2 separate regions of the Homo sapiens genome follow, and region 2 is linked to region 1. A link is a contact called in ENCODE Hi-C or POLR2A ChIA-PET data. All regions are on one chromosome and are shown on one strand. Each heading gives the region's core, a stretch centred on a gene start or an enhancer-like site at or near the end of the contact. The rest is flanking DNA. Distances are from core to core; before and after follow the strand shown.

Evidence for each region. A loop is a pair of places that touch in the nucleus more often than their neighbours do. ChIA-PET counts read pairs that join two places held with the same protein, here RNA polymerase II (POLR2A).
Region 2: a map of Calu3 shows a loop between it and region 1 (3-fold over the local background). The contact joins two enhancer-like sites. A Hi-C loop is called at or near these places in 2 of 168 maps with a recorded cell type or tissue (Calu3 and astrocyte of the cerebellum). POLR2A ChIA-PET finds 5 or more read pairs at or near these places in 2 of 52 experiments (HepG2 and activated B cell).

Annotation. Positions count from the first base shown.
Region 1 is chr6:1,045,860-1,052,500 of GRCh38, forward strand. All of the region lies in intron 1 of LINC01622 (long intergenic non-protein coding RNA 1622), which reads right to left. Among named protein-coding and RNA genes, the nearest start is that of LINC01622, 52 kb to the right of the region's middle. Within about 2 kb of position 4,237, at least 2 of the 41 ENCODE cell types and tissues checked have a DNase peak (open chromatin) inside an H3K27ac peak, as active enhancers do.
Region 2 is chr6:1,127,222-1,133,862 of GRCh38, forward strand. No RefSeq gene overlaps it. Among named protein-coding and RNA genes, the nearest start is that of LINC01622, 29 kb to the left of the region's middle. Within about 2 kb of position 4,288, at least 4 of the 41 ENCODE cell types and tissues checked have a DNase peak (open chromatin) inside an H3K27ac peak, as active enhancers do.

The DNA.
Region 1 (6,641 bases), core at 2,987-5,486:
CACTGAGCAAGGAAGAGAACCCCTATTCCTACTAAAGAGAGGTGTTGCTGGCATTGAACCTTGGAACTCTGATCACTTTTTTTTTTTAAGTGACAGGGTCTCGCTCTGTCGCCCAGGCTGGATTAAAGTGCTGTGATCACAGCTCACTGCAGCCGTGAAGACCTAGGCTCAAGGGATCAGCCCTCCTCAGGCTCCAGAGTGCCTGGGGCTACACACCCAGCTAATTTTTAAAAAAGTTTTGTAGAGACAGGATCTTTGTATGTTGCCCAGGCTAGACCACATTTTTCTGTAGAAATAATGAGTCGCAGAATTTAGGAAATGGGAGAATATTACTGCCCCACTGGATTTGGGGAATCTCGGCTCTTAACAGAAACTGGGCTTAATCATTCAAAATGAAGTTGGTTTCTTTCACACCTGGGTTTGCAGACTGAGCCACCTGGTGCGCCCCACTCCCGCTGCATCCTTCTGCCTGCATGGCAGACCCACGTGCAACTCAAACAATGTTTATGATTTTCTAATATCCCTCCTTTGTAGCTAGCACCACATCTGCACAGAATTGAAGGAATGTTAAAGGATCAAAGGAATATAAACTAGACGGTAGAACACTGACATGCTCTGTTTTCCAGGTTTTTCCTACTGGTCCGGGGGTAATGCAATGTCTGAGGCAGACCATAATTTCACTCGTATGCAGGAGATTAAAAAAAAAAAAATGAACTCAGCCTGGTGCAGTGGCTCACGCCTATAATCCCAGCACTTTGGGAGGCCAAGGTGGGCAGATCACGAAGTCAAGAGATTGAGACCATCCTGGCCAACATGGTGAAACCCCGTCTCTACTAAAAATACAAAAATTATCTGGGCGTGGTGCTGCAGCCCTGTAGTCCCGGGTACTCGGGAGGCTGAGACAGGAGAATCACTTGAACCAGGAGGCGGAGGTTGCATTGAGCCAAGATCGTGCCACTGTACTCCAGCCTGGCTACAGAGCAAGACTCTGTCTCAACAACAACAACAAAAAAAAAAAAAAAAAAAAAAAGAAAGAAAGAAAAAAATGAACTAACGTAACTAAAGAGTAGAATAGAGCCTGGGAGAGGTGCTGATGGGGAGAAGAAAGGATGGGGAGAGGTTGGTTATGGGATACGAAATTACAGCTAGTGGTTCATGCCTATAATCCCAACACTTTGAGAGGCCAAGGCGGGCGGATCTCCTGAGGTCAGGAGCTCAAGAGCAGCCTGGCCAACACGGAGAAACTCCATCTCTACTACAAAAATTAGCCAGACGTGGTGGCGCATACCTGTAATCCCAGCTACTTGGGAGGCTGAGGCAGGAGAATCACTTGAACCCGGGAGGCAGAGGTTGCAGTGAGCCAAGATCGTACCATTGCACTCCAGCCTGGGTGACAGAGCAAGACTCTGTCTCAAAAAAAAAAAAAAAAAATTACAGCTAGATAAGAGGCATGAGTTCTGGACTTCTGCAGCACCACAGAATGAATATGGTTAATAATAATTTATTGTATATTTTCAAAGAAGTAGAAAAGAAGATTTTGAATGTTCACAACACAAAGAAATAATAAAGGTTTGAGCTGGTGGATTTGTTACCCTGATTTGATCATTATACATTGAGTACACAAATATCACTATGTATCCCATACATATGTATAATTATCATGTGTCAACTAAAAATAAAAAGCATAAAAAACCCAAAGATATTTGGCTACCAAGTTCTTGGTAGACGTGGAGCCTCAAGATCAGTTCTGGGTGGATTGTGAGTATCTTCTAGACATCCCTCAAGCCATTCCAATTTCTTTTCGACTTTCAGCATTTCCTCTTGTCAGAGTTTGTATTCAGCTTATGAAGCAACCATTTTAACTATTTTTCTAGAATCTCAGTAGTTGCCTTCCTGAGCAAGTCATTACCACGAGGTTTTTATTCCTGCTTTCCATGGCTAATCACACTCGAGGGGCCACATACAACCCTCCAGGAAACTGACCACAGGTCACTTCTTCATTACACGAATACTTTAAGAGACGTCTTAATTCTTCTTCCAGCTTCTTCAGCCTTTTCCCCACCCACCCCGACCTCCACAGGAAAGAAATAAGACCAAGGAAAGCAGCAGCACGCCCTCCCTCTGCCACTGTCACTTCACAGCTCCTTCCCAGTAGAGCCCACTCTAAGCCACGTCCGTGGCCTCTGCCCGCTTTCTGCTCAGGAGTTTGGGGCTGGAGGCAGACTTCGCATTTCCACGTTGCTGCTGTCATGCCCCAAAATAGTAACTCCCCTCCCACCGTCCTTCAAACACACACGCTTTTCCCTTTGCTTGCTTGACTTGCACAAAAGAAAGAAAACATTCTCACATCCTGGACTTCTGCCAGCATTCAAAAAGAATTAAACTTCCCTCATTTTCAAAGAGACTCCTTCTCCAAGGCTTCTAAGCTCAGATGTTCAACTCCAGGGGGCTGCTGAAGCTTTGCTTGACCTTTCCTTGAGACCTACCTACAACACAACCAGCGACCTTGTGGGCAGAGGGACAAGGGTTTTGTTATCTGTTTCCTGTTGTCTCGGCTGCTCAGGCTGATGGGGACTGGGAGTCTATGGCGGGGCAGAGGTTCCTGCTGAGGACAGAAGTGAGCTCATGTCCATCGGCCTTCCGGAAGAACAGGCTCAGCGCCTGTCCACTTTCAGCCTCTTTGCTATGTTCTGTCAAATGTGTTTTGAAATCTGATGGGAATTTTTCAGGTTTCTTCTCCCGAATTTTCTCACCCAGTGGTCTCAAGCCTGTTGACAGTAGTAAGCACCATTATGTCTGCGGTGGGAGGAGTTGTTTCCTACCCGAGGTAGATGACTGGGAAAACAACACAGTGTAGCAGAAAGAACCAGGTTTTCATCATCAGACCAGCTCGGATCAGTGTAACAAACCTGCCACTCATTCGCAGTTTCTTGGACAAGAAACTGGCCTTTCTGAACATTAATTTCTCTGACTTTAAAATTAAAAACACCTATTTCTGCCTTACATGTTTTGTTTCTTAATTTAAAAATCATCCATGCAAAATTACTTGGGCAGTGCTTGCCACAGTGTGGGTCATCAACACCTTGTTGTGGGAAGTATGTTTTCCATGCTCTTTGACACTTTGCATGAGCTAGATCACAATAGGAACTTAGGACAGCCACAGAATGATAGATAAGGATTAATCTTTTATCTTTTAGAGATAAAAGCTAAGTAGACATTGAGTTTTTTTAAAATAAAACTGATGGACTGTTAACGAAAATGAATGTTCACTTCACCTGTTGTGCATGAAAGCACCCCATTTTTGCAATGGATACTTAGCAGTTGAGAAGATTGAAAACATTTAGGCCTCAGAGTCAAGGAGTAAGGTATGATTCAAACTTGCTAAAAATAAAATGTGGAAAATTTGAATACAAATTCCAGCATTTCAAGCCCCGAATGCTCAGTAATATGAATATGAAAAAATAAGTTTTACCTCTGATTTCCATCTTCAAGCATATGTACAATTTCATTTGAAAGATGTATTCAATCTATTTATATCTGCTCTGTCTTAGGACCTAGGGATTCAGCAGTGAACACAGCAAGCAATTTTTTTACATTCATGGAGCTTATCTTCTGGTAAAGTTTCATCTTGGACATTTAAAATTAATACCAATTCCTGCACTTATTTCTGAGAAATTTTAATTCAATTGTTGTATAGGTTGGGGCCAAGACTTGATTGTTTTCCAAAGTTCTTCAAATGACTGTTACCTGCAGCCAAGATTGCATGGCTGGTAAAGGCCCTCGCAGATCAGCTGAGGATGCTGGGTTTTATTCCAGTGAGATGACAAGACGTGGGGGCTCTTGAGCAAAGGAGCACTGTGATCTGATGAGCATCCCAACTGACGTGTGCAGACAAGAATAATGCTGATGGGAGGACAGCAGGGGAAGGGACCAGTTAAATGAGACGAGCTCCTTAAAGAAAACTCTAACATACAGCTACAGAAATTGATGAAATACTAAATTATATGCCCAGTGGCCCAAAAGTGTGATGTAAAATTTGAAAAGGGAAAAAAAGTTCAGGGTGTGATAAAGTTGTCAGCGAAGGATTTCTGGAGGATATGGGTCTTTAGGCTGGAGTTTGAGAAATAGGTGAGATTTCTCTAATCCACAGAAAGGGTTTCCCTAATACCCACATGGCACGTTTCAGCAAGAGAAGCAGCATGAATGGTCACGATGCATGAACACGGCCTGACTTGTTCCAAGGCCAGATAAAGAACTGGTCCAGCAAGTCTTAGGTGACAGTGACAAATGAGACAGTGGGCACAGAGAGGGGACAAAGTATGGAGGAACTGGGAAAAGACTTCTGGGTAAGAGTGTATGAGTGGAGAAAACTCAAACTGTGTCTCTACCACTGCACGCTCTGACACCAGATGTGTGAGGACAACCTGATTGTCCTCCAATTCAATTATAACACTCTCCACCTGGAGACAGGGTCAGATCCCATAGTGGAGGGCTCAGTCTCCAAGACTGTTCACCCTTCAGACACCAGTGACAAGTCTAGGTCTGGGGAAATTTTGACTGAACGGCTTCAAGTTGGGGTTCCTACAACTCCCTCTTTGGGTTTGATTGGTTTACCTCAGTGGCTCACAGAACTCAGGAAAACATGTGCATTTACTGGTTTATCATGAAGCATATTACAAAGTATAAAGATTAAGAGGTGCATAGAGCAAGGTAGGGGGGAAGGGACGCAGAGCTTCCTTGCCATCTCTAGGCATGCCTCCCTTGAGGAACCTCCCCCCGTTCAGCTACCTGGAAGCTCCCCAAACCCAGTCCTTTTGGGTTTTCATGGAGGCTTTATTATGTAGGTAGGATTAATTAGACCATTGGCCATTGGCAATCAACTCAATCTTCAGCCACTCTCTCCTCCTCAGAGGCTGCAGGATGGACTGAAAGTCCCAACCCTCTAATCCTGGTTTGGTCTTTTCAGTGTCCAGCCCCATCCTGTCCAGGAGCTGCCTAGGAGCTGTCAGCCATCAGTCAACTCATTCACATGAAAAGACACTACTTTGGACATTCCAGGATATTTAGAGTTGTATGCCAAGAAGTGGGTTGAAGACCAAATACATATTCATGGAATGACACGATGAAAGAGTGGTTTTAGCTCTCTGTAAAACCATGTAGGATGGATACTGAGAGAGGATGACTGAAAGCAGGGATCCAGAGAGGAGACTGTGGAAGCCATCTCGGTGTAGGTGGTGAAGACTCAGACGCACAAGTGGACATGTGCACGGAGTGGAAGGAGCAGACCCGCTGGCCATTCTAAAGGAAAACACAGTCGAGCTCCATACGGGAATAAATATGAGTAATGAGAGAGAAGAGGGAATCCAAGATCTACAAGGCTTGGCCTTTAGAAGGACTGGCATGAAGAGGAGATACTTTGTTTGTTTCAATATTCATGGTGGGTCTTTTATTCTCCAGGTTCTTGTCTCTGTTTTCTGTTGTTTATAACAGAATACCCACAACTGGGTGCTTTATTTTAAAAAGGCATTTATTTCTTATAGTTATGAAGGCTAATAAGTCCAAGGTCGAGAGGCTGTATATGGGGCTCCAGAGCCTTCTTGCTGGTGGGGCCTCTCTGCAGAGTCCTGGGGCAATGCAGAGCATCACATGGTGAGGGGGCTGAGCATGCTAGCCAGATCTTCCTCTTCTTATAAAGCTGCCAGTCCCACTCCGAGGATAACCCATTAATCTATTAATCCAGTCATCCATGAATGGATTAATTCATTCATCAGGGAAGAGCCTTCCTGAAAGATCTCAACTCTCAATATTGCCATGTTGGGGATTAAATTTTAACACGAGTTTTGAAGGGGACAGACATTCAAACCATAGCAGTTCTTATTGGCTGACATTAACTGTAACAACTTCCATTGGCTTTGCTGCTGGATTCATAATGCTTGCCCTTGAAAATACCCAGTGATTTTAGCCTGTCCAAGAGGGCCTCATCAATAGCCATGAAGGGCCCCTAGTGCTCTTCTAACCCATTTTCTTCTTACTGAGGTCTGCATTCGTCTGTTGGATCTGCCATAACGAAATCCACAAATGAGGGGGCTAAAACAACAGTCATTCATTTCTGCACAGTTCTGAAGGCTGGAAGTTCCAGAGCAAGATGTGGGCAGGATAGTTGTCTCCTGAGGCCTCTCTCCTTGGCTTGTCAATGGCTGTCTTCTCCCTGTGTCTTCACATGGTCACCCCTCAGTCTGTGTGTTGTCTTAGTCCTAATCTCTTTCTATGAGGCCATCAGCCATCACATTAGGGCCCACCCCTATGACCTCATTTTACCTTAATTACCTCATTAAGACCCTATCTCCAAGACAGCACATTCTGAGGTCCTGGGGGTCAGGACTCAATGTATGAATTTTAAGGAGAACAGAATTCAGCCCACAACAAGGTCCCTGCAGGAAGAGCTTTTGAGGGTGACCCCTTACCAAGATCTATCCTCAAGGACGACATCAATATGTGAGCCAGTAGTGTCTTCTCCCAGCGTTCCTGCAGCTGCCAGCCTTGAAGATGCAAAAGCACCCTGTGTGCTCTTTGGTCCTTCTTTGCCCGAGACACCCTGTACTCCCCACACATCCTTGGTCACTGGGTTCTGGATCTCACCA
Region 2 (6,641 bases), core at 3,038-5,537, 81 kb after region 1:
GCTCACTTTGCCCATCCAGGCCTGCGCACCGCAGTGGCCTGGAGAAGAGGTCTGGGTGTTTTAGACAGAGAGCAGCACAACTGCCTACGTGAACAAGCAGCCGCCCCTGCCTCTGCACTCACGGGCCTCTGTAGCTTTAGTAGTCCCACTGTGATGCCAGCCTCAGGCAGATGGGTCTGTGTTTCTAAATCAAGCGAATTATGCTTCCTCCACATATTGGCTGTGCATTTTCTACAACCAAAACCATAATGACCAGGAGCCAAATTATTTTCACGGCAAATAGAAATGGAGGAAAATGAAGACCGTCTGAACCCCTATGTACTAGTCATAGTTCTTGGTGGCAAATAACAGAAATGGATTCTGGCTAAAGTAGTGAGAAAAAAAGGTTTCCTGGAAGGCTATTGGGTATCTATGAAATCACCAGGAAGGCCAAGAAGCAAGCTTGTGACATTCGCAGGAAGCAGGACCATCTGGGTGGCCGAGGAGAGGCCAAGGACCCGTCCACAGAACCATTCCCTCTCACAGACGGCCTCCTGCCAGCTCTGCATCTTTGCACCTCCTTCTGTGTTCAGAATCTCGCACGAGCCATCCAGCTGCCCAAAGCTGGCCCCACATCAACATGCCAGGGGAAGGAAGAGGCCATGCCTGGCCCCTTCAGGGTTTTACAAATGGACACAGCACCCTGCCCACCACTAAGATTCATACATTGAGGAGATCCCCCTCTCCCTACATGCAACATGCAGAATGGAACTCCAGATGCTGGCCAGTGAAGCAATACCATCAGCAGCAGTAATGACAAAACCTAACAGTTGTCCACTGCAGGAAGAACCAATGAAGTGTGTGTGTGTGCGTGTGTGCGTGCATGTGCATGTGTGTGCGCATGTGTGTGCGCACGCATGTGCGTGTGTGTGTGTGTGTGTGTGGTTTGGGGATGGGGCTGGGGGAGTGCCAGCAGAGCAGAATACTGGGGTAGGAGGAGCAGGGAGGGAGAGACAAAGAAAAAGGAGAAAAAGAGAAAATGAAAGTCAGAGACCAATGCTGTCATTCTAAACTTTCCATGTACCATATGTGATGTTTTTCAGATTAGGGAGTTGAGAACATGCAGCAAATATCCTCGAAACTGTGAATGGACAGCGCCCTGGATCATAAGGAGTAGAGACACCACTGACCACTCTCACTGCGCCATGGTCACGTCTTTCAGGAAAGGGTGGTGTGACCACGAACTGCACGTCTGCTACAGGGCAGGGCTGTGGGCTTCAGGGCATGACTGTAAACAAATTTCAAAAATTTTAGACACATTTCGAAAAATGTGAAGCCCTAATGTCCATCCACTTCTGGATATCATTTCACATCTATCGTATCTTTCCTACTTTTGAAGACTACTGCAGTTGAAATCTTGTAAATTCTACCAGAGGAGAACCCTGGGATGGCCTTTCGTGATATGAAGATTAAGCAGCCATATTTTACTCATCCCAATCGCAGAGCTGTTTTTATTATACATTTATGCATCCTTTTGTAACATACATTTTGGGAGTTATCCAATGGCCATCCATTTTGTGAACCAGTTTGGCCCAGCTTGTGTCAAGTAGTTAGAAGCTGAGAAAGAATGAAAGTGCACAATTAGTCACAAATTCTCCTCCAATATGTGAATAAGAAATTAAGCACCATTTGCTGATGGATCATCAATAAGTATTACAGAAAACGTAGGTGTTGAGAAGCCACATGGCTCATTTGACATCACACAGCGGAGGGAAGACAGGACTGGAAACCACAACCTGATGTCTGGATGTTACTTTTGTGGCAGCTGTAATTGTGATTATCGTTACTTCTTTGTCCCTGGTACTACATATTTCATTTTATAACACATAAAAGTAATTTTATAGAAATGTCTTGGAAGCGTTCCAAATGCAGTCCAAACACAGGGGAGAGGGTGACTTAAGTTCAAGATAAAAGCCACTAAGACCTTCCCCATAGCCTTGCTACCAAGAGAGCTGGCCCTTCATGGCCAAGTATTCCCATCCGGCTCGCTAAGCACATGCCTCGTCCCTCCCTTCCCAGCCTCTCATCCACACATCTGGAAAGCCTGTTCTCCCAAGTGAACTTGGTCTGGCTCAGGAATCTTGACATTCCACTCAAATGAAAGAGCGTATTGTTGAAAACTAGCTGCAGAGAGACACATAGACAGACAGGGATACAAACAGTGTCATCGCGTGATATTTCACATCTAAGAATGGAGCTCAGCAGCAACACACCAGACTGGCGGGGGTGGGGGTTTGGGGGGTGGGACGTGGTGAGAAATGCAGTCCTTTCAAATTACTCCTTGACATTCTAGAAGGTCTATCCCAACACACAACTGATGTTTTGATTGATGAGCACCCTGGGGCCTTTGCCCCCTTGGAGGCCTTGAGCTCAGCCTCCAGAGAGGATATGAAGATGCCACTTTAGGTGCACCCCTGGCTCCTGAAGCTCACAGTCCTGGCCGAGACGCCCAGTTTCCTTCTTCTTTTCTCAATTTTTTATTTCATAATAGGATTCCTGGCCAGGTACAGAGTCTCACGCCTGTAATCCCAGCACCTTGTGAGGTCAAGGCAGGAGGATTGCTTGAGCTCAGGAGTTCAAGACCATCCTGGGCAATATAGTGAGACCCTGTCTCTACAAAAACAAAATTAAAAGAAAAAATTAGCCAAGTGTGGTGGTACATGCCTGTGGTTCCAGCTACTTGAGAGGCTAAGGTGGGAGGATCTCTTGAGCCCAGGAGTTCAAGGCTGTGGTGAGCCCTGATCACACTGCACTCCAGCCTGCACAACAGAGCAAGGCCTTGCCTCCAAAAATATATATAATAATAAAATAACAAAAAAAATGCCAGAGAATGGCACGCACAGATTGCCTTCAGCATTGAGTGTTCACGTCCCGGAATTCACTGAAACATGGGAACCTAGGAGTGACCTGAGGAGCCCAGCCTTTCCAAAATGGAAATGCAGCTGGCGACATGAAGAACAGAAACACCAACTGCATGGGGCCTGGAAAGGCATCTCCCCTTTACTCCACCATCATCACAGCTTTCCCGAGGAGAGAGGGAATGGTTGAGGCCATTTGACTATTGTTTTTCACCAGGACCACCTCCCACCCGATGGAGGCCACAGGCTCAGCTGACGTCCTAACTATTGACGGTCATCTTTGACACACACATCATATGTGGTGGGTCAGCTGTGGAAGTAGGGGTGGAAGTAGGGATTTCTTGTAAGACATGCCCTGGCAGCTCCCAAAGAAACAAAGGGCAAATGCTGCTTTCTCCGGAGTTGTGGAGAAGCATCTTCAAGCCTGTAGCCCTCTCCTGAAGCCAGATGAAGGACAGGTGTTCCAACCGCATGTTTTTATGACGCTGAGTTTGGATCTGTTTTTCTCCAGACTCACACTGAAACCCTTCCTCCAAGGGCTCTCAGCCCAACAAGATACTGGAAAAGAGGTTTGAACCCAGCTCCTCTAGTTCCCTATTGGCCTAACTGTTTAGTCAGAGCTGCCAGCACCATCGTTTCTGGAAGGAGCTCCTGGTGGTGAGGCTGTGCTAGAACCTGGAGAGAAGGGGCCCTTTGCCTCACCAGCAACACAGCTTGAATCCCAGCAGATGAAGGAGATCCATGCAGTCATCACCGGGTGTTCTCTGCAGCCTCGGTGACCCTCAGGGGAGCTTCCCGGAAAGGCAGGCGCTGCCCTGGAGCCTCTTTAGCAGGAGCTGAGCACGTCAAGTCTCAAGTGTGAGCTTTAAGTTTGGCCTGAGCTATTCAGCTGTAGCCACTTAAACAGAGAAAAACCTGACAACTCGTCACTAAGGCAATAAGTCAAAAAGCAACTTTTGTAAAAACCTAGTGACATAAATGCTCTACAGGGCAAATCAGATACTGCGGCAAATACAGAAGTAAGGCCCACAGCTACTGCCCAGAGCAAGCTCTCCTACACCTGCTAAGCCCCCTCACCCAACCCTCTGAGGCGGGGCCAAAACCTGTGGCCAGACCCAGGAATTCTGGTCGTTCCTTGATGGAGGCCAGAGACCTGGCCAAGGTCGTTAGAGTAGACTCCGTGGAAGCACAGAGTAGAATCTAAAAGCAACTTAGATTTGGATCTTCGGGAACAAGTAAGTGCACCTCAGATCTGGACATAAGCCCTTTCTGGTAGCACTGTTTTCTAGAAAGAAGACTGTACTAAAGTTCTGGATAACTCTCTCCCTGCCCCCAGTGACGTCTCAGAGCAGCCTCATGGACTGACTTGACCAGGCTCCCAGGCCCCCTGCCTCCAGCCCAGCTGTCCTTCCCTCTGTCCCCAGGGCTCAGTGTCTCTCTTTCTCTCTCTCCTTCTTTCTCTCTCTCCAACTGTTGTTTCCTGCTCTTCTACTTTCTCCATCTTCCTCCCTCTCATCTTTCCTTCTCTCTTATCTCTCTCTTCCTTTCACTCTCTATCTTTTTGGCTCTCTCCTGCCTATCCTCCCTTCCCTCTCCTCCTCTCTATCTCTTCATCTCTCTCTCCTCTCCCGTCTCTGTCCGTGTGTGTGTGTCTCTCTCTCCCCAACTCACGTTTCTCCCCTCCCCCACCCTGCTCCTAGTTAATGTTTCCAGTTAATTGACGTGTTGTTGGCCTCTCAGATTGGCATGATTCAACAGCCCTTCCTGGGGCTCACATGACAGGTCCTGCATGTTAGTCACAGAGCACTAAGAATGCCCCAGAGGAGTGGAGACCACAGACAGGATTATTCTCAGCTCTGACATGCACGGCATAGCACTCAGCACTAAATAAACTTGGGAAGTGTTCACAGTGCCGCAGTGTGTATATAGCACTGCAGCCTCCAGGCCAGAATAATTACACATGGACTTACAGTTTAGTTTACATTTAGAATACAGAAGGGACAAAATTCTTGCCTTAAGATCTATTTTCAGTGTTGACTTAGATTGAGACTTATGAGAGATGTGTCTAGGGCAGGGGGGTGCGTGCATGTTCACAGAGACCTAGAGGACCTACCTGGCCTCTGAAATGTTCTCACCTCAACCCTAAATGTACACCTGCTTCTACAATTAGAAGTTCATCACTTGGGCTTAAAAATTAAACGTAAGGGTGTGGGTGGGGGGCAAGGACGGCCTATCTCCCACCAAGATGTAAAAACTCCTATTTCATCAAACGCTTCTTTTTCAGAATAAAAGCATCCCCCTGATCTTTTACTGAGATTTGCTTTTTCCAGCAATGTCAGCAGTCAGGCCTGCACACTTCATGCGTGAGACAACAGGCTCCATAAGGGGGGAGTGGGCAGTCCAAGGCCAGCAGGTTTAGGGAAAGCAGGTCTCCTGACACCCCCAGCAGGCATTTTCCATCATAGCACATTGCACGTGGATTTGATAGCTCAATCAAAACATGCCATAGAAAAGATACAATTTATAAACGATAATGCCTAGAAGTAGATTCCTGAGGTAGGAATATCACTAAAATTTGATAGTTCAAAAGAGTGCAAAGGACTTCCAGGTTCTGGTAGCAGAATAGCAGCTCCTATCAGACTAAATCTCTTGGAAGTAACAGCTATAAACACTAGTCAAAATATTTTTAAAAAACAACTATCTGGAGGCACTGGAGAGAAGCAGGCAGAAGTAAGGGGAGTCCACACTTGGAGGAAGGCACCACACTAGAGAGACAGTGTTTGGAGTTTCCGTCCAGTTTAGTTAACTGTCTGCTAAAATGGAAATTCAATACTCTGCAGAGAAATATACCATAATTCAGAACCTCTACAGCAAATCATTTGCAACATCCAGAACAGGATCCAAAATCAGATATTCGAAGAAACTGAAGGGGAGTTTCAATGAAGATTGACCCAGAATCACCTAGATGTTGTAATGAACAGATAAGGATTTTTAAGCTCAGCTCTGGGACATAAAGGAAATTATACTTGTAATTAATGAACAACTAGGAAAGCACAGCCAAATGGAAATTCTAGATCTGAAAATACAATATCTAAAATGAAAATTTTACTAAATGGGCATAACGGGAGAGTGCAGAGGTCAAAAGAAAGATTCAGTGAACTTGGACTTCAATCTATAGAAATTAACCAATTTGAAGAGCAAAGAGAAAAAGGGATAAAAAGAAAGCGAGCGAAGAAGCCTCAGCAACCAAACCAAAAGCTCTCAAATAGATGCAGTGCGTGCGATTAGGGTTCTAGAAGAATGTTTGAAAAGTCGTGGCCAAATATTTTCCAAATTTGCTGAGAAAGAAATTCACATATTCAAGAAGCTCAAAAGAGTACAAAAACTTTAGAGGGATAATTTATAGAACACCCATATTAAATACTTATTAATACTTCTTTCTTGGTGTATCACTAGAACAGACGATTCTGTGACTGCCTCAATGTATTACTGCTTCTAATTAGACTTGAGGTTATCACAGAAACCAACTTTCCCTCACATTCTCATCCTTTTTCTTGTTCTTATAGAATATGATCAGAACACTTTCTTTTAGAGTATAGCTGTTCCTAAATTATTTTCATTTAACATATAAGAATGTTTAAGTCTATATTTTTAATTGATACATCATAATTGTACATATTTTGGGGGTACAATGTGATATTTTGATACATGTATACAATGTATAATGATCAAATCAGGGTAATT